2 separate regions of the Homo sapiens genome follow, and region 2 is linked to region 1. Evidence: read pairs that join two places in POLR2A ChIA-PET (ENCODE). Cell type or tissue: PC-9. All regions are shown on one strand. Each heading gives the region's core, and the rest is flanking DNA. Links, peaks and the distances in the headings are about the cores only.

The links. Peaks named below come from ENCODE experiments on the same cell type or tissue, not always from the same donor. Only the 100,000 strongest peaks of a DNase experiment are listed, where the experiment ranks them.
Region 2: POLR2A ChIA-PET joins it to region 1 with 34 read pairs; 3 of 35 experiments call an interaction of 5 or more read pairs at or near these places.

Annotation. Positions count from the first base shown.
Region 1 is chr2:105,324,752-105,335,701 of GRCh38, forward strand. It overlaps C2orf49-DT (C2orf49 divergent transcript), which reads right to left. Exons shown (of 2, transcript NR_187479.1): 1 at 10,408-10,950; 2 at 6,778-10,317. It overlaps TGFBRAP1 (transforming growth factor beta receptor associated protein 1), which reads right to left and starts at 4,984. Exons shown (of 12, transcript NM_004257.6): 1 at 4,874-4,984. RefSeq lists an enhancer at 101-395 and a silencer at 4,869-5,298. In PC-9, for the core only: no CTCF peak of the experiment used is centred there; no DNase peak of the experiment used is centred there.
Region 2 is chr2:105,447,147-105,458,096 of GRCh38, forward strand. It overlaps LOC105373529 (a long non-coding RNA gene), which reads right to left and starts at 7,545. Exons shown (of 3, transcript XR_923141.1): 1 at 7,417-7,545; 2 at 6,657-6,770; 3 at 3,181-3,359. In PC-9, for the core only: no CTCF peak of the experiment used is centred there; no DNase peak of the experiment used is centred there; H3K27ac peaks cover 1,048 bases.

The DNA.
Region 1 (10,950 bases), core at 7,263-9,762:
AGCTTTGGGAGAAGCAGTTAAGTGGGGGACTCTGAGGGTGGACACTCAGGCTGGGAAGGAGCACAGCCCCTCAGTAATAAGGATCAAGGCCCCAGAGCGAAACTGGGCCACCCCGGCAGTGAACTGTGGTAAATGTGGGCACGCTGCATAGCAGACATTCCCGACATTAATCTGGGAATCCTGAGCTCTGCTTGTTGCTTGGTCACTTCCTGATGATCTTAGGCAACTCACTAAGAGGCTTTGTCTGGGCCTGTGTTCTCTATAAAACAGAAATTTGGACTGGGCTGTGTGCTTCTCCTATACCATTCTCCAGCTACTTCTGGATGAAGAGGAAGGGAATGGAGGTCTTGAAAGGTGGAAGAGTCATGCTGGTAAGTAGAGAGCTGGGATTCCAACCCAGGTAGTCAGCTCCAAAGCACACATCCTTAATCAGATGCCACACTGGCTCCCAAGGCCAATGCTGCCCCAAGCCTGGATGATGGATGGCACCCATAGGCTGCAGCCCTGGCTGACACCCTGACTGCCCCCTCAGGAGAGCCCCAAAACTGGGTTTGGTGGGATACTGCACACTCGATATAGCATTATCCTTTCGTTCTTACCTTGACGCTGAGAGGTGGACATTATTATGGAGATACAGAGATCTTAGGTGGCTTGCTCAAGGTTACCTGGCTACAAGGTGATGAAACAGGGCTTTGACCCTAGTTTTTGTTCGTGACTCCAAGGCCATATTCTTATTGATTGAGGGGAACAAGTATGATTTCAGATCCTCTCCTAGAATTCAGTTCTGAACAAAGCAACAACTCTCAGCAGGAGGCCACTATGGTACTTAGAGTGGCATGCTGCTGCAGTTCCTGAGGAGTCTTTGCTATTGCTTCCCCACCGTGAGTCTAGAAGAGGAATCCTGTGGCTCTATCTGCTTGCTGAAATTCAGACACAGAATAGTATGTTGACACAGTTCTCTACTAACATAGTAATCTACCAAAACAGGATACACATTTATGTGACAGCAACTGCTTTTCCTGAGCTGCACCCCATGCTGGTCCCGTGTTCTTCTCTAAGTCCCACAGCCATCTGTTGAATGACTCAATCTTGAAATTTGTCAGGAATCAACAATAAATTTACTGGCTTGTACAAAAGTCAACTTTTCCCCCCTTTGAAAATGAAGATACTGCTTGACAACCATTTTATGTTATCTTTTGCACTCATGCAACAGAGACAGCAAGATTAGTTATAGTGCAATGAACCTGCTCTGATAATCTGCAAGAGTATCTAAAAAAAGAGGATTAAAAAAAGACAGTTAAGGTCTAATATCTAACTTGTCATCTTAATATTATCATGATGTATATTTAATATATGTAACTATTCATAGTTGGTATCCTTTTTACTGGGCAATACTAATCAAAATTATTTAAATACATATAAACATATATTTATATACACACACATATATACACATACTATATATGGTGTGTGTATACATACATATGCATAAGGGTGTATGTGTGTGTGTATGTACATATATATAATATACATCCTATAAGAGTACCATCAGCAGTTAGAATTAAAAGGGTTTAGGAAGAGAAGTGGGAGGTAGAAGAAGAGCAGAATAGAAATATGGCATTTACTTCATAACATCTTCCTCAATACTGAACCTTCAAACAGCCACAAAAAATTATCGAGTACTGGCCAGGAGCAGTGGCTCATGCCTATAATCCCAGCACTTCGGGAGGCCGAGGCAGATGGATTGCTTGAGCTTAGGAGTTCAAAACCAACCTGGGCAACATGGTGAAACTCTGTCTCTATAGAAGAATACAAAAATTAGCCGGGCATGGTGGCATGTGCCTATAGCCCCAACTACTTGGGAGGCTAAAGTGGAAGGATCACTTGAGCCTGGAAGATGGAGGTTGCAGTGAGCCGAGAACACGACACTGTACTGTAGCCTGGGTGACAGGGTGAGACCCTGTCTCAAAAAAAGAAAAAAAAAATTATTGAGTACCTACAGGACTTGATAGTCCATAATATCCAGTCAGTTGTCATCTTTAAATATGTGATTTTTTCCTTAAATCTTTAACTTTTTCAACAGCAGTTACTTGACTATCAAGAAAAGATCTTGATTTCAAATCATCTGCAAGATTTCATAATTCACTTTTCATGAGGCACTTAAAGTCATTTGGGGTAGCACCAAATTAAGTTGTTACTCTACATTCATTTAGTAGGTATTTATTTTTTTAAATAAAGAAAAACGAGTCAGGTTTGCTACAGAGATGAGTTGTAAAGTCTGAGCCAAATTATTCGGCAGTATCCAAACACCTGGCTGCCACAAATGACTACTTTAATGTATTTCTAATGAGGGCTGGATTCAGACCAAGATGAAGACACTTAACCCATTAAGTAAAATTTCTTCAAGTTTTCTTAAAAGATCACAAATTTGTAATATTAGCATGAAGGAATAAGCCAAATAACTTCATTTTTTTTTTCCTAACAGAAATGTTAGCTGCATATCAGACCCAGAAAATACAGCAAGTTTTTTGGCTGGGCGCAGCGGCTCAGGTCTGTAATCCCAGCACTTTGGGAGGCCAAGACAGGAGGATTGCTTGAGGCCAGGAGTTTGAGAACAGCCTGGGCAACACAGGGAGACCCCTATCTCTACAAAAAAAATTTTTTAAATTATCTGGGTGTGGTAGTGCGAGCCTGTGGTCCCAGCTACTTGAGAGGCTGAGGTGGGAGGATCCCTTGAGTCTGGGAGATCAAGACTGCAGTGAGCCATGGTCACACCACTGCACTCCAGCCTGGGTGACAGAGCAAGACCCTGTCTCAAAAACAACAGCAAAAAAACCACCCAGAAGACAACAACAAAAAGAAAATATAGCATTTTTAAAATAGTGAGCTCTATGCTTTTAAAACTCCTCAACTGGAGCTGCCTAAATGAAGAATGGGCCCTTTACAAATCCCTGTCTCTGGAGGGTTTAAGCTGAGGTTAGATTGGTCCTGGGATTCCTGCAGTGGTGAAAACGCTCTGCCTCCAATGCTATGACAAGAGGACTGCCATGCACAATCATGAGTGTAGAAGAAAAGGCAGAGTGAATGAAGGCTAACAGTGGCACCTCACCTCTCACCCAATTCAATTGTGTAATGCAAACCTTGATGCACATAGCAAATTGGAATTCAGAACCCACAAGTCTAACTCCAGAGTAAATCATTTGTTAGGTTAACAATTACTCAAAACATAAAACTACATATTTTCAGAGCTGAGGGAGACCTGGCTCTACATCCTCATTTATATTTGTCAGCAATAATTTATTGAGCACCTACTAAATGCCAGACCCTGTGCCGGATCCTTTCCAGGCACAATTTCTTATTAGAATTCATGTGCCTTTTCTAATATTATCCCTATTTTGATGGAGGAATTTGAGACTCAGAATGTCCAGCAAATTGCCCAAAGGTCACAGGAAATGGCAGAGGCAGGATTTGAACCCACACTCCACATTCATTACCACCACAGAGCATCACTCCCATTTCATAGATGACCTGGGGCAGGCTAGTTATGGACAGGTTCCAGCAGATTCCAGCCAGTAGACTTTCTAGTACTCCAGGCAGCGTTTTGCTACACATCACAGAAGCAGCTGCAATGACTGTTGAGGCTGCTCGGCTGGCAGAAATGGAAGGAAAAAGAAAAGGAAGCAGCTGACCAAATGTTCCTTCTGACTGACCATGGAACTGCGAGCTCTCAGTTGTCTGCCAGCTTCCGGCTGACCAACAGAGAGAAGCATGTCCACCATGAGAGAGTAGCAGCCACCACACAGTCCCTCTACATTCGTTCATCCTGACTCCAACCAAGCCAACACACACAACGCAGTAGGATCTTCCCTGCACACCTTCTCAGTGCCTTAACTTGCCACCACAATCACACCCGCAGCTGCCTTCCTTCCTGATAGACAAGGTGCTTGCCCATGAGCACTTCATCAGTGATTAAACTCTGCTCAGACATGTTTTGACCACAGCTGCGCGTGCAGTCCACGTGCAGTAAGGCCTGCTGTGTGATCTGTGAGCCCCCATTTTTAGCAGCCAGGTAGGAGGCTTCCTGAGGGTCACTCAACAGTCCTTGGGTAGAAGCCACGGCAGGTGCAGACAACCGGACAGCTTCCGTGTTTAAGGATATCAACACTTAACACAGGGAGGCAGGCGGACTAACTTGCACCTGCACCTCCAGAAGGCAATGGAAAGAAAACAATTCCACAGGGATGACAGCTTCCAGCCCTTGACCTGGTGCTAAAAACAGGGGCCAGGAAGCCCAGCACAGCACTTTTCCCTACTCCCCAACACACCCCTGCCTACTCTCCAGATCAGGACAATTCAGGCCTGAGTGTGACCCGAATTTGAGCTCTCAAATCCAAAGAGCTCCCAGAAACCTCAATCACAGCGCCAAAACCATTCCATACCAGGGATGGAGGTGCAAGTCCTTCCTGGCCCTTCTCCCCGGAAAACCCAAATCAAGGACGAGGTCTCTCAGGTCTTCCCTTGCCCTAAACACACACGCACTCCTCACACACAACATACACACTTGACCCCACACCCGTGCACACTTCATCCCACACACACGTGAACACTTATTTGCTCACCCCAGCAGGCTAGCCGGCCCCCACAAGGGACAGCTACCAAGTCGCACACCCGCACACCTGCCCCCAAGTGTATAGCCACTTGCTCCCCCCACCCCGCGTTCCAGCCCCCACTACACCTGCCCCAGCGCACACGCACGGGCTCGCCCTCCACCCCGCCCCGCCGCCTACCCCCCACTCCTGCTCCCCGCCCTCCTGCCCCACGCGCCCCGCGCCCTGAGCCCCGCACCCCGCGCCCCGCCGCCCTCCTCACTCACCGGCGCCGGCGCCCGCCGTCCCGCGCCGCCCCGCGGCCTGGGGCCCCGCCGCCCCGCTCCGGCCCGCGGCTCCTGGGCTGGCCCGACCCCGCAGCCGCCGCTTCCCGTCACGTGGGGCGGCCGCCAGGCGCTGGCGGAGGGCGGGAGCGCAGCCGTCTCCGCGCCGCCCGCCGGCCCGCGGGCCCTGCCGCCTGGCTCCGAGCACAGGCCGAGACGGGCCCTGCTCCGGGCCTCGGCGTCCCCCTCCGTGCACCGGGGCCACGACACGGCCCGCCTCGCGGGGCGGCCAGCGGGCGGAAGGTGTTCATTCGGGGGGCGCTGAGGCCGCCGGCCCCGGGCGAGAGCGTGGTCCGCGCCAGCTGTGCGAGCCCGCGGGGCTGAGGTCTCTTCTCCGCCCCCGCCGCTGCGGGGAGCTTCAGGGAAGCCGGGCTTTGCCTGGCTCGCTCGCCACCCAGTTTCTGTCACCTACACAGGAGGAGGGCGCCCGGGAAATACCTGCTGCGTGAATGAATAAATGAATGAAATGCTTGGGCCCTGGGAAATGCTTGGGCCCGCGGCCGCCTGACCACGCGGGCTGGAGGATCGGACGTACCGCCGGTGCCCCACCAGGAGACGAAGGCATGGTTGGGATGCGCAGCCCTCCCACGAGGCCCATGGCGCCCCAGGGCCCTAGGGATTGACCGGGACCCCCGACTGGCAGAGTCCACCTGCTTGATACACTTATTTGAGAAGGGAGGCCTGGGACTATCTTACTCCTTTTAGGAAAACCCAACTGTAGCTGCTATTCCTTTGGTTCAGGCCGCAAGGAAGAATTGTAGGTTACCATGAATCCATGAACCCCTCTTTAGTATACAAAGTCCACTTTCATGACGGAAGAATTGGAAAGCTCCCTCCAGAGTTGTCAGTACTCAATTATTAGCATATAAAAAGTCAAATTTTCCCAGGGATTTTCAGACTTTAGAACCTGCTAGTGACCTGTGGCCTCAGCTTTCTTCCAGCCACTCTGAGTATTGTAAAACAAAGATATTATCCCAACCCTGAAGGCAGATACCAGATTGTACGCCATGGTCTTCTGTTTCAAAGGGATAAAAAAAGAAAGAAAAGAAACTGGCCAAAAAAAAAAAAAAAAAAAAAAAACCCAACAATCTTCCTGTGACTTGCCCTCTACCCCTACCCTAGTGTGACTCATGGCCACATAAATGCCCCATCCCCAGTGGTGCTTCAGCTGTGACCCAGTGGAACCAGTGTCACCGGCTCAGCCTCCAGGTAGGGGACTGGCTTCCCAGGAGTGTAAAGCTCTGACCAGCAATTGAGCTTCAAGGGCAAGCAGCAGTGAATGGACCTTCAAGTCTAAGGTGGCCAACAGCTAGTGGAGCCAGGGATTGGGAAGGTACAAGAGCAAATCCAGTCTCTTCATTTTACCCAGGCTCACAGAGACTATGTGACTTGTCATCAACTAATCACTGGCTCAGGTGGTCCTAGAATTCACCCTTGTGCTTTTGTATCTTAGTCCTCTACCAGATCACATCACAGAGAGCTGCACAAGACTAGTTACAGAGGTGATATCTACTGACTGCCAGACAGTGACTTCAGAAACTGCTAGTGACTGAGCAATGAAGTAGACGCTATTAATTTACTTAATAGCGTCAAAGAATAAATTTAATTCTTTGAGGCAAAGAAAGGTGAATGACTTCCTGTGTTAATTCACTTAGGAAAATATAAATAAAAAAATTTAAAAAGGTGACTTGTCCCAAACCCCATGCTAGTAAGAAAGAGCAACAATAAGAATCCAGAATTCAGCAACAGTAATTCTTTTTATATAAAGTTGTTTTGAATGAATAGTTTATGAACAATCTTTGTGTTCTACTTTAGATGATCCAGGAGTGAAAATGTATAACAAGAGATAATTCAGATATATTTATTTTATGAAAGGATTTATTACAGGATTCTTACAATGGCAAGCTCCATATTATTCCATCTAGAAACATCTGTTCCTTCTGAAACTTGATGAGAAGTCTGTGTCACAAATGACAGGCACCTCCATGTAAATGCCTGTACCATAAATGTGCAAATATATGCACAGGCCAAATTCCTTATGTTGTTTCTATTGGTTACATTTAAGAAGAAATATCAACCATATGGCTTTCAAAACAATTATTAACTTCATTTTTAAATATTTATTAAATATTCCTTGGGCCCATACCGAGCGTTACTTTACAGAATGTGAAAAAGATGTGCTCCGATGAGAACAATTAATGAAGACTGAGTTGCATCGATATAACTGAATATTTTCATAGTTGCTGTCTACTCTCAAAACTTAGTATTTTTATGCTTACACATACTCTGTGCTTCTCACTTTCTCGCTGGGTATACGCTTGGGAGGGCAAGGATTGTGTCTATGCTCTCTGCTGTATCTTTCTGCATGTAGAAAACACTCAACCAATTTTTAAAAATTCTTGATGCTCAATATTGAAATATTAACTAGATTACTTTTTTTTTTTTTTTTTAGACAGTCTCTTTTGCCCAGGCTGGAGTGCAGTGGTACAATCTTCTCAGCTCACTGCAACCTCTACCTCCCAGGTTCAAGCAATTCTCCTGCCTCAGCCTCCTAAGTATCTGCGACTACAGGCATGCACCACCACGCAGGGCTAATTTTTGTATTTTTAGTAGAGACAGGGTTTTACCATATTGAACAGGTTGGTCTTGAACTCCTGACCTCAAGTGATCCACCCACCTCGGCTTCCCAAGGTGCTGGGATTACAGGCATGAGCAACCACATCCAGCCTTTAGTACTAAGATTCCATTATTCTAATATATAAGCTATTTAAGAGCACACATGTAGGATGGTTGGTGTCATTTTAGAATATAAGCAAAGAAAGGTTACATTTTTTATTTTTTTTAAAGCAACAGCTTACTATGTGCCATGTTTTAAGAGCTTTTACATGTAATAGCTCATTTAATCACATATACACACACATTCATATACTTGTAATCTAGCTTCAGTAAAATAAACTTTTTTGAACTATTGTTCAATCAACTACTTCTTTAGCAGCTCCTATGTGCCAGGTACTATGCCAGAGGCTTCAGCAGATACTGAAATGAGGAAGACAGTCTCTACCCTCAAGAGTTTAATGGGCAATGGTTTATAAGGTAGAGTTGGTAGCCAGCAGTATCAACATCACCTCTGGACTTGTTAGAAATGCAAATTTTGGTGTCCCCATCCCAAACCTCCTAAATCAGAAACTCTGGGGTTAGGACCCAGCAAACTATTTTTACAACCCCTCCAGAGGATTCTAATGGGCACACAATTTTGAGGACCACTGGATTAGTGTGGTATGTGCAAGAAAAACCCACCTAACGAGATCATAAGGCAAAAAATAATGTGCTCTAGAAGTTTGGTGATAGTGGAGCTCAGTTGGGAAGTATCTGAGGATGGGGAAAGGTTCATTCATCTGTATTCATTCAGCACACACTTACTGTTCTTGTGCTGTTGTAGCAGGCACTGAGAACCCAAAGATGAAAGGTAACCTATGAGTGCTGTCATCATCTGAATGTGTACCTCCAAAATTTGTATGTTGAAACCTAACCCTCAAGGTGATGGTATTTGGAAGTGGGGCCTCTAGGAGGTAATTCTATCATAAGTGTGGAAACTTCATGAATTATTGCCCTTATAAAAGAAGCCTAAGAGAGCCTGTTGCCCCATCCACCATGTGAGGACACAACGAGAAGGTGCCATCTCTGATGAATGGATCTTCACTACACACAATCTGCCAGCACCTTGATCTTGGACTTCCCAGCCTCCAGAATTGAGAGAAATGCATTCTGTTGTTTATAAACTACTCAGTGTATGGTATTTTGTTATAACAACTTGAAATGACTAAGACAATGGATTTAAAAGCAAGCTAGTAGTTTAACTGTTCTAAATAGCTAACAACACAGGTCCAAAATGTGAAATGTTGCTTAAATTATTACCTTCACATTGAAGCTCCTTTATGCTCATGTGTATGTATATACTATATATATACATTTTTTTTTTTGAGGCGTCTTGCTCTGTCCCCTAGAGTGCAGTGGTGCGATCTTGGTTCACTGCAACCTCTACCTCCCGGGTTCAAGCGATTCTCCTGCCTCAGCCTCCTGAGTAGCTGGGATTACAGTCACCCACAACCATGCCCAGTTAACTTTTGTTTTTTTTTAGTGGAGATGGGGTTTTACCATGTTGGCCAGTCTGGTCTCGAACTCCTGACCTCAAGTGATCCACCCACCTCAGCCTCCTAAAGGGCTGGGATTACAAGTGTGAGCCACCACGCCCAGCCTGTTCAAGTATATTTTTGATACAATATTTTGATACAATATTTATAACATATTTATAACATATCTTAACTATTACATTATCAACAAGAATCAACACCAAGAGTCCTCAGTATATATTTTGTTCATCATGCATTCATTCCACAAACATTTACTGAGCACTTACTAAGTACAAGCACTGTGCAGGCTAATGGCTAAGTGAGGGATTCTAAGAAAATGTACGGACCCTGTCCCAGAGGAACTCACAATCTAGTGAGGTGACAATGCCAGGCATTGCAGTGTTTGTTGGTTCCCCACAGCTTTGTTCTTGTCAACTATAGTCACCAAATAAAAATGTTAGTGAATAAAACCTCAGGATCTTTGAGTGAAGCAACAATCCTTATAGTTAGCTTAAAATGTTGAGTGCGTTATGGTTACAGATGATAGTGTAGCGGGAGTAACCTTAGGCCTGCAAACTCAAATGTGTAACAAAGATAATTTTTTTTTCTGTAACTGAAATGTATTTCTATTTGAAGCCTCCATTTACCTGCAGTGACAATAATCTTATCAACAGGAGGCCCTCCTCCTTTCTTTCAATTTGAAACCTCCATTTATCTGCAGTGATATTCTTATCAACGGGAGGCCCGGCCCTTTCTCCAGGGCTTTGTCAAGATTGGGGAGACTTCTGAAGTGCCAAGATGAGAAGAGAGAGACCTTAGGTCCTTGTGTCACTGGTCCCCACACAAGTTCAGAGATGTTCTTTGTCCACTGTAGTGTTGGTTTTCAGTCTTTTGGTTTCAGGCTTGAGGGTTAGAGATGTCTGTGACTTCAATTCCCATGTGGTATGGCAGAATTCTCTGTGAGGCAGCCCTTCTGCCTGGACATACTTGAAGCATCACCTCAGAACTTGTTAGAAATGCAAATTATAAGGCCTCCCCATCAACCTCCTAAATCAGAAAGTCAGCAGACTGCAAATTCTCCAATGTTCCATGCTACAAATGTTCTGCCCAGGAAGGAGTGGGCAGGCATCACCACTCTCTCCTTCCCTTGGAGGAGAGACGGTATGTGAATCTCATTCTAGTTCCTCCTCTCTTAATCTTGATTTTTTTTCCTCAGATGACAATCCTTCCATCTCAAGAGTTCTGCTTCAGAGTCACCTAGAATAATATTAATAGAATTAGTTATAAGCAAGGAAGTACTCTTAGTTTTAAACTGGGAAGTACTGGAAGAAAAAAAAGACATCTTACCTGCCACAAAACATTTTTGCAGATGAAGTTTAAGGCTTCAGGTTAGGCGATGGGTTCAGAAAACCACAGAGAGGAAAAGCATAGCAAGAACCTGTAACCACTTTTTCAGACTATTAAACTCAAGGTTCTTCCCACTTATGCCATCATCCTGCCACTTTTTTCCTTTGATGACAATCAATAGGATACAAGAACTCTCCAAGGAGAGCCCACAGAGGAGGCATTTTACACACTTGAGCTCCAATCCTCACAACACTGTGAGATGGCTTATAATTTCCATCTCAGAAGGGAGGAAGCTACAGCTAAAGAGAGAATGTATGTCCTAGGTGAGTAAAGAAGCCAAGGTTATAATACAACTGAGCTACTCCAAAGCCTGCCCTTTTCTCTAAACTGCCTTCTATGACCCATAACTTTGTAAAAATCAGCTACCAGTTCTTAAACACTTACTGTGTCAAGTGTGTTTATAATCTCCATAATCTCCACTCCTTTGATCATTCTTCACAGAAAGTGCTAACACAGCATTTTCCTGATGAGGGGACTGAGGCT
Region 2 (10,950 bases), core at 4,533-7,032, 120 kb after region 1:
CAGTTCAGTGACATTAAGTATATTCAAATTGCTGTGCAACTGTCACCACCATCTATCTCCAGAACTCTTTTCACTTGCCCCAACTAAAGCTAAAATGCTGTCCCCATTAAACAGCTCTCCACTCCCTGTCCCCCCAAACCCAGCACCTGGTGACCCCCACTCTAATTTCTGTTCCCATAAACTTGATCACTCTAGATATCCCCTCTAAGTGGCATCATACAGAATTTGATCCTTCTGTGACTGGCTTATTTTATTAAGTATACAGCCCTCAAGGTTCATCCATGTTGCAGCATGTGGCAGAATCTCCTTCCTTTTTCAGGATGAATAATACTCCATTATATGGATAGACCACAACATTTTGTTTATTCTTTTACCTGTGGATGGACACCTGCATTGTACAAGGTCAATATTTGCTTTCTTCATTAAATCACCAAATACCCTTCAGAATAACTTCGCACAGACATAACTTAAGCATCAGAAAAATTCAGCCTGTGTGACTCAGTTAGGAGAAATGTCAGAAGAGTGGGTGTTTCATGAAGCAGGTGCGTATCCCAGCCTAGAAATGTAAGTTTGCAGGAAAGGTCACTCTCTTTATTTCCTTAGTTGTCCAACACCATTTTGGGAACATAAGCCAGGCTGTTAAAAGATGCAACGTGGGAGGCACTATGGCTAAGACTCTGCCTGAGTATGCGGCTGGAAGGGGGGTTGAGACAGTTATTTTCTTCAATCCTGTGGACATGCAGTGGTTCCCAGTGGACAGAGGCACACGTCTCACTGTCAGGGAGCCATGGAGTAGCCTCAGCTGCCCACATCATGTGGACTGTGTTGGAGCCTGGAGAAGGAAGGCTGGGACCCTAGCTTGGGCCTTTGCCTTGGGTCCACTTCTCAGCCCTTCTCCTGCCTGCTCTGCTCCAGGTTGCCAGAGCACATTGCCCTGGAGCCTCCTTTCTCAGCTTCTGGGGCTTAGCTGGGTGGTCCCCTCTCTGTGCCTATGTTGGTGTCTCTGGCACAGCTGTGGCCCCTGCCATGGTTTGAGCTTCCTTTGGGTGACCCCGGGCCACTGGCAGTGGCTTTTCCTCACTCTCCCAATTCAGCCTCTCAACACCCCCATCATCCACGCACCCGGTTCCTAGCATAAATTCCCTCTGTTGAAATTGTTTGATGTAGATTCTGTTTCCCTATTTAGACCTTTTTTTTTTTAGATGGCATTTCGCTCTTGTTGCCCAGGCTGGAGTGCAATGGCGCGATCTCTGCCTCCCAGGTTCAGACGATTCTCCTGCCTCAGCCTCCTGAGTAGGTGGGATTACAGGCACCTGCCACCTTTTTTTGTATTTTTTGTAGAGACAGGGTTTCACCATCTTGGCCAGGCTGTTCTTGAACTCCTGACCTGAGGTGATCCACCCGCTTCAGCCGCCCAAAGTGCTGGGATTACAGGTGTGAGCCACTGTGTGCGGCCCTATTGAGACCTTTTAAACCATTTCTGGAGGTTGACAGATTTTATGTAAATTAAAGTGTCATTTTATATGAAGTTCTGAACAAATTAACTAGAAATATAATCCCATCCTCAGAGGCTCTCTATTTTATATTTTCATGTTAAAGTGAGCTCAGTGTCCTCTAAGATCAGTAAAGCGACGCTTTGAGAAGGGGAATTCCTTAACCAGCCTAAATCAGTGAATAGGATTTTGCAGAGGGAATTAGCTAAATACATTCCAAATTAGGGAAGAAGGGATTTTGACAGCTAGAAAATGGGAAAGTCCGGACTGCAAAGGGTACCAGCAAAGCAGACATGGAAAATGGAGCATAAATACACTAGCCTTTCGTTTAATTAATCACTTTGATGAGTATTTAATTAGAAGAAAAATCTATTGTGTTAGAGGAGAAAATGTCTTAAATTTAGTTAGTAGTAATAAAATGGATTAAATCAGTGAGCTCATGGGACTGTGTATCCAACAGCAGGAGAGCCAAGAGATGGGCTGGGCAGCTGAGGGTGTAACAGAGCCCTGCCCAAGTGCCTGTTCACGTAGGGCAAGGTTGGGAGGGGCAGGACTGCAGCACCCAGTCCAGTGCCCAAAGCTTCCTTCCATGCACCCAGGGCCCCAGGCACGTAAGGCAGAGTGAACTCATGAACACCTGTTGATTTACAGCACTATTACCCACTTGAGCCAGAGATACAACAGATGTTGAGCACCCAAGACTTCCTGAGCACAGAGGCTCGGTGCATTATCAGCTACTCTGCCCTTTACAGTATCACAGTGAGGTCATCAACAAGCAAAGGAGGTTGACATTGATGAGGGGTGGAGCAGCACTTGGTATTATGGCTAGTGCTGGCTCGGTAGAAGACCTGTGGAGAAACTTACAAACAAAGGATGGGCTCTTTTGGGCATGTCTCACATTGTAAGTGGAACACATTTCACCAAAGGAGTGAGTTCCACTTAGAGTATAGAAACTCCAAGTGAGCCAAAGAATGGGGAGGTGGGCCATGCACGCACACCATTATAGTGGGAGGAAGTGGGGTATGTTTAGCTTAGAAAAGCTGCTCAGATGGCTCTAATGAATCCCTGCCTCCACCTCCAACCTCTCTGAGAGTTACCCTCAAAGATATTTGCAACAATCCTCTCTTAATGGCATACGAAGAAACTAGAGATCAGAATCATTTGTGTTTGTTCCTTTATCATGGTTTACCATAGATACATTATTTAAGCCTTAGGTGATCCAACAATAATGTATTTTGAGTTTCATTCAGTCATACATTCATTCAACAAACCCCTACAGACTACCACTTAAGTGACAGGTGCTAGTGCACACAACCTTGCGTATTCATTTCACACTACCTTAATGTAATGGCTTCTTATTACCTTAAAAACCCAATGCATCTGCCATATTAAGAAGAGATGTCCAAATAAAATCCATGTTTAATGATTCATTCTTGATCCCCTAATTGAATTTTTTTTTTCTTAGACGGAGTTTTGCTCTTGTTGCCCAGGCTGGAGTGCAGTGGCGCAATCTTACCTCACTGTAACCTCCGCCTCCTGGGTTCAAGTGATTCTCCTGCCTCAGCCTCCCAAGTAGCTGGGATTACAGGCATGCGCCACCATGCCTGGCTAATCCTTTGTATTTAGTAGAGAGGGGTTTTCACCATGTCAGTCAGGCTGGTCTCGAGTTCCTGACCTCAGGTGATCCTCCTGCCTCGGCATCCCAAAGTGCTGGGATTACAGGCGTGAACCACCGCATCTGGCCCCCGAATTTACTTTCAATTAGTCCCTGTTTTGTCTTTAGCCACTCTTCAGCTTTGTGTAATTAGAGTTAAAAGTTTGAGTCTGGTACAGTTTGAAAACTCTTGTCTCCTGTAGAAGAAATTCCTAAGAAACAAAACAAACAAACAAAAATCACTCTGAGCTTTAAAGTCCCACGAGGGGTTAACTTTGCAGACTGCAGTCACTGGCATTAGCTTGCGCTCAGTACGTGGGCACCGTTGAAGACATGTGGACCCAGGTGTCTTGGAAGCACAGCCACACAGCTGCTGCTGTGTTAACTGATGTGTATCTTCTGTGATCATGTCGAAGTTACTCCTGGCACCTAACTGGTAACCCAACCCCTGGCACCGGGCTGGCCCAGTGCTGATGGAGAGCTTCTATAACTACAGTGGGAGGGATGGGTTGGTTTTGATCATCTTGGCACTATAAAGAGAATTTAGGAAAGGGGGTAGAAACTGGCTCTGTAGGCAAAGAGTAGGGTGAGTGTTAACAAGCAGAACACATAGGATTTTTGAACTTGGAAGCTGGATGTCCCCCTAATTGTCAGATGCTGAAACTTACCCAACGGAATATTTTCAGAAGCCTTAGATAAGGGAAGGCATCGATAATAGCAACTATGCAGGAAGACATTGAATTGGACTACCTGAACAGTAAATGGCATAACATAACACATAACACACAAGGGTTAAAAAGCAAACACAAACTGGAGAAAATATTATAATATATATGATGAAGTATTAATATTACTAATACAAAGTTTTTATACATTAATATAACAAAAGTAATCAATCCAATAGAAAATTTGGTCAAGTACATAAAGCTGTTAATTTACCAAGCAACAACAAAAGACGCCATTGACCTTATGAAAAATGTGCCTAACCTCACTAGTTATAAAGAAGTGCAGGCCAAGCACGGTAGCTCACACCTGTAATCCCAGCACTTTGGGATGCCAAGGTGGGCAGATCACTTGAGCTCAGAAGTTTGAGACCAGCCTGGGCAACATGGTGAAATCCCATTTCTACAAAAAATACAAAAATTATCCAGGAGTGGTGGTGGACTCCTGAGGTCCCAGCTACTGGAAAGGCTGAGGTGGGAGGATTGCTGGAGCCCAGGAGGTAAAAGCTGCAGAGAGCCATGATTGTGTCACTGCACTCTAGCCTGGGCCACAGAGGAGAAAGTCTCAAAAAAAAAAAAAAAAAAATGTGCAAAGTGAAAAAACCCCAGCAATATCAAGATACCACTTTTTCCTACCACACTGGTAAAAATTAGAAATTGGCAGAGGCCAATGCAGGTGCCGCTGGAGGCAAACAGCAACTCTGGTGTACTGCTGGTGTGAGTATAAGGTCAGATTTCTGGAGGGCAAGTGTGATAGTTAATTTTGTGTCAACTTAACTAGGGCATAAGGCATCCAGACATTTGGTCAAACAGTACTGTGGGTGCTTCTGTGAGGGAGATTTTGGATGAGATTAGTATTTGAATCAGTGGACAGAGTAAAGAAGAATGCCTTCCATGGGTGGGCCTCGTCCAAATAGTTGAAGGCGTGAAAAGAACAAAAGGCTGGCCTTACCCCAAGTAGGAGAGAATCCTTCTCCCTGGTGGTCTTCATCAGCCATGAATCATTGGGTCTTCTTGGCTGTACAGCAGACTGTTGGTTTTTGAACTAGAACTAGACATCAGCTATGCAGATTTTAAACTTAGCAGCCTTCATAACTGCATGAGTCAATTCCTTATAAGTCTCTCTGTCGTTTTTTGTATACGTAGGTAAATAGATCTATCCTTTTTCCCTTGCTCTCTTTTTCTCCATATACATATTTATATATGTGTGTATATACATATATGTGTGTATATATATATACATATATATGCACACAAATCTAGAGGTCTCTAAGAGCAGTTTAACAATGTTTGTTAAAATTTAAAATAAGCATGCCATTTGATGTAGAAATTCCATATCTAGAACTCTGGTCTAAGAATATGTTTGATAGGATGCAAGAATTTTCATCATGAACATATAGTAGAAAAAATGGAAACAAAGTGCTTTCCTACAGAGTTTTATTAGGTTGGTGCAAAAGTAACTGCAGTTTTTGCCATTTTTATAAGTAATGGTAAGGGGAGGCCAAGGCAGGATGATTGCTTAAGCCCAGGAGTTCAAGACCAGCTTGGGCAACATAGTGAGACCCCTATCTCTACAAAAATATATATAGTTTTAAATTAGCCTGTCATGGTGGTATGTGCCTATGGTCTCAGGTATTCAGGAAGCTGAAGTGGGAGGATCTCTTGAACCCAGGAGGTTGAGGCTGCAGTGAGCCGTGACAGCACCACAGCACTCTAGCCTGGGCAACAGAGTAAGACCCTGACTCCAAAAAAAAAAAAAAAAAGATGAAATAGCGCTGTATTTATTGACTTATTATACAGTGAGTTTAAAAAGCATATTATAGGCTGGGTGTGGTGACTGAAGCCTGTAATCCCAGCATTTTGTGAGGCCGAAGCAGGTGGATCACCTGAGGTCAGGAGTTTGAGACCAGCCTGGCCAACATGGTGAAACCTTGTCTCTACTAATAATACAAAAATTAATCGAGCGTGGTGGCACAGGCCTGTAATCCCAGCTACTTGGGAGGCTGAGGCATGAGAATCACTTGAACTCAGGAGGCAGAGGTTGCAGTGAGCTGAGATTGCTCCATTGCACTCCGTCCCGGGCAACGAGAGCGAAACTTGTTCCCCCCCACCCCCCAAAAAAAAAACATAAGTGTCATGTATAGTATGATTCGACTGCTGTAAATGGCATGTTACTTGTGTGTATATGCATATTATGGAGAAAGCTGTCCAGAAATACATTTAGTACTATGTTGACATTAGATCCAGTGGGTCATGTGTGGGTAGTGGGAAATTGGGTCTTTATTTTATGCTTTATACTTTTCTGGATTACTATGTTTGATAATAAACATATTTCTTTTTTTCTTTTTCTTTTTTTTTTCTTTTTTCTTGGTGGGGAAAGGGTCTTGCTTTGTCATTCAGGCTGGAGTGTAGTGGCATGATCACAGCTCACTGTAGCCTCAAACTCCTGGGCTCAAGCTATCCTTCTGTCTCAGCCTCCTGAGTAACTGGAACCACAGGCATATGCCACCACACCCAACTAATTTTTAATTTTTTCGTAGAGACGGGGTCTTGCTATGTTGCCCAGGTTGGTCTCAAACTCATGGGCTCAAGCAATTATTCCACCTCAGCCTCTCAAAGTGCTGGGATTACAGGCATGAGCCACTTCACCCAGCAAATATGTATCATTTTTAGTCAGAAAAAAGGTAAGTTATGTTCAATCAAATAATAAATTTCCACAAAGATTCGAGGACTCAGCTGGAACTAAAATTTTACCTCCAGGATTCTGTCTAATCTCTTCTCACCCACCTTGTTGTGCAGCCGCTGTACGTTGCACCAGCAATCCCAAACCGTAAATTCTCTCCATGGGTAGCAGTATGGTGGGAGTCAGGGGATGCTCCATTAGAAACTTCTGAGACTTCCCTGGCAAGAAATAGGAAGGTTCTCAGGTTCCTCCCCCATCCATTTGTGAAGAATTTCCACATCCTCTTCTGAACCCCACCATGTCAACAATGACAGCAGTGACAAAAGTGTCTGATGTCCAAGTGGACACATCACTCTCAGTTCAAAATTCTGTTTTAATAGAAGCACCAAGATAATAATTGGAGGTATAACCATCCTTGGCGGCAGCCTCAAACAGTTATAATCCTACAGCAGAGATTCCACTTGCCCCTTTAGAATGCACATTCGGCCAGGCATAGTGGCTCACGCCTGTAATCCCAGCACTTTGGGAGGCTGAGGCGAGTGGATCACCTGAGGTCAGGAGTTCGAGACCATCCTGGCCAACATGGTGAAACCCTGTCTCTACTAAAAATACAAAAAATTAGCCGAGCGTGGTGGCGCATGCCTGTAATCCCAGCTACTCAGGAGGCCAAGGCAGGTGAATTGCTTGAACCCAGGAGGCGAGATTACAGTGAGCACATTCAAGCTAACAGATGCTCACGTTTTAAAAACTGATTATGCATTTTGAACCTGTTTACATCTTCAACAATCTTGGATATTATGCAGTGTTCCTAAGTTTATAACAGGCTGTACAAAGTAGTACTTTCTTGCATTTATCTAAGCACACCTGTTTTATACTTTTGGTAAGAGGTGCTCTTCGGGTTTGAGCTTGAGCCCTGGTTCACCTGGAACATCCTATTCAACCATCGCCTTCTCCAGGCTTTTGTGTCTCTTGACAAAAAATTCTCAACTGTATTCTGACTTTCCGTGGCAACATCTTAGTTACCTAACTTCAGTCCCACTGAGTCTTCTTAAAATTGTGGCAACCAGAACTTCCCAAAGAGAAAACGAGTGATGATTGGTGCAGGGATAACATTCAAAGAATTTTACTGATGGGATGCTGGCCAATCGGAATGGAGGTGGGCACAGAGGCCTCCTGCTGTGCAGGTACCGGGGTAACCATCAGGTTGCTGGAACAGGCAGCAGTCCAGTAGAGTGTGGGGTGACTTAGGCATCTTCATGCCATAGTGGGGCCGCCTGGGGGAGCTTGTGAGGCTGCTATTACCAAGGAATAAGGAAGTATTTCAACATTTTAATAACCAGAGGGCAAGCCTTGGTTTTGTGCTTGGATAATGCTGTCTCTTTCCATCATTGTACTGCCATCAGGCTTGCATTTCAAAGAGGAGAACTGATTTCTAATTCCAGTTTCTCACTGAGTACTCATGAGAACTCTGGCCAAGTAAAACTAGGGTTTGGGGCGCAGCAGAGAGTTGGGTCAAATGGCTCCCAGCAACATGAGTCATTAGTTCCAGACTTTGAACTTCTTCCTCTAACTATAGTCACTGATTTACACACACAACACAGATGCTTCAAGTGCCAACAGCCAATAACCTATAACCCGAATGACATTAGGCTGGGACTGAAAGAAGTCAGGCAGCAGGCAGGCAAGCCTTTTAAAGAAAACTGAATCCAAGATCAACAACCCCGGAACTATGTGCCATTGGATCTCCAGCAACACTGAGGATTAGGGGTTGGACAAAAGAAATTTTTATTAAAAAATGTTTATCTTAATTGGCTATTCCTGTACTTTGTGTCAGAATTTCCTGTTTTGTTGTTTACTTCCTTTTTAAATTGTAAACCTCCACTTGCATTCTCCTACCCTCAGATAGCAATCATCAGGATCAGTCATTCTCTTCCTATATTTTCATTTCTTCCAGTTTCTAGCTAGGGTGTTTGTGTTTAGGGCAGTGCCATGGACACACAACATGAGAGGCAGGAAAGCCAGTAATCAACGCGTTCAGGAAACAAATGCCAATAAAGAAGCATTAACGTGAATGATTTGCCTTTGAGTCAGTGAACAAATACCATCCCCTCCAGCCTTTGCCTCTCCTGTCTTTTCTACTGATTGCATCAGAGAGCAGAGACCTGGCTGTTGGCCATACCACAAAAGACAGCTGGTTACAGGACAAGCATCCTTCTGAGGTTACCAAGTCAAAGCCACCTGGGAATAGTCCTGGGTCCCTAGTCACACACTGAAATTCCTCTTGCTTAAGTCTGGAGTAACTGTGGTAAAAGCTGTGCTTTAAAGTTGGTTTTGGGTCCTGGAGTGGAAAGCTTGTCGGATTCAGGGAATCCGACAAGCTTCACCTCCCCAAAACACACCTCCTAATATCAGCACATTGGGGCTTGGGATTTTACAGTTGGTTTTGGGATGAGAGTGGAAAGCTTGTTGGATTCAGGGATATGTGGGAATAAAGAAAGTCCCGTGTGCCTCTATGTGCATGTCTGTGTGCATGAGTGCATGCGTGTGTGCGTGTGTCTACTTGCAGAGTACCTAGGGATGTGAATTAGGTGTGAACCCTTTCCTAAGTGTGTTGTTGGCACACACAAAAGGGAGCATATTGACCAGGATCAAACCTAGCAGCCAAGTGATCATGGTAGGAAAGTATATTCCTGGAGCATCCCCAGAATCTTCTGACTGGGCTGAACTGAAGACACTCTATCATGTGTAGTGCAGAGATAAATTGTGGGGGAATAAACCAGATGGTGATCTGAATTATTAAGTAATGGAAAAGGTTGGTTTCAGGTTTTTGAGCTCACAGTGACACCCACCCATTTGGAGAAAATGCACATCAAGAGAGCCTCAGACTCAACAGAATCCTTTAGAGATTTTCTCAAGGTCTTCGTCTGTGATAATACATCTTTCCTTTGATAATTATGCTTTTTATGTTCTTCAGTGACACCATGAAAGGTGAAAATAGGGTCAACTATTTTGACAAGATCTTCATATCTATACATGAAGATAGTTAATTTGATGTCTGAGATGCATGGGTCCTGGGCAATTGTAACATGTTTAGCAGGATTTTGAAATCATTAGGAAGACAAAGCATTGAGCTTCTGAGCATTCAAGGTCTAAAGGAGTGTTTCCCATTAAAGCAACACACGTATACCACTTCCATTCTGCTGCAAGCCCAGCCTAGTTGGAGGGAAAGTAATGGTGGTATTTATCAGTTTTAAGAGGACAGTAGTCATATTGCAAATGAGCTTTTGCAACTTCATTAAGAGCTTGGAGACCAATTTAGTTAACATACTGAAGTAATTAGCTATAAAAGTCCAAGGATGGCATTTGGGTGGAGGAGAGGATGGTGGACAGGGAACCTCTGAGTGGGAAGGCAATGGGGTCTAGAGGTGCCATGTGAGAAGGCTTCTGGTGATGCCAGGTTGAGCATGTCCTGATTTAAATATAAAACCTTTTATTGATTGTGCTTGTATGCAGATTGAATGACCACTCACACACCTTTGCATCAGAACTTGAATGGAAGCATTAAGTTGGTGATATAGAGATATATAATGCAATTATAGAATATATTTATCATTTAATATATGTACATATATATATATATATATATATCTAGTGGTTATAAACTTGTTTGGGAGTTTCACATGCACACACTTTTGAACCAAAGGGAACAGAACACATTTTGTCAAATTCAGCAGGCTCTTTAATCATGTTGGGTGCCTGGTGTGGAGGCTACACTTGAATTTTGGAAATGATAAAATTTTATTTACCCTTAGTAAAATATAGTTTCCTGGTTTGGGGCCTGGGCAGAAGAAAGCCTTTTAAAAGAGGCTTATTGAAATCTCTTAAAGTGTTCTTGGACATTAAGAAAACAATAGTCAGTTTTATTAAGTGCAAATGTTGTAGAAACATAGAGGTTATATTTCATCTAAAGTACACATGAAATTCAACAGTCACAGTAAAGTTATAAAAAGTCCAGGAAGGGAGAGATTTGGTTTTGCTGAGCTAAAATAGTTGAAAAATAAATAGTGACATTTGACAAAATCAAGATGTCACCATATTTGTCAATGTCCCCTTGAAATGAACTCTTCCCTGTGTAGAACAAGAGGCCTTGTTCTCCAGTTCACTTCACGGTACCAGACCATTATAATTTATGAAAATATGGAAGGTTTTAAGCCAACATAGATTGACCTGGAAAACTCTCCAGACACATATGAGTGGTCTTGGCACTAATTGATTCTCTGATGTCTTGTTGGTACTACAGTGAAGACATTTGCACAGAGGCACGAAGAATTGCCACTTAACTGGGAGAGGTGAAGGGTGGCCAAGAGAGATTAGTGAACATATGAGGCTGGATTTCCA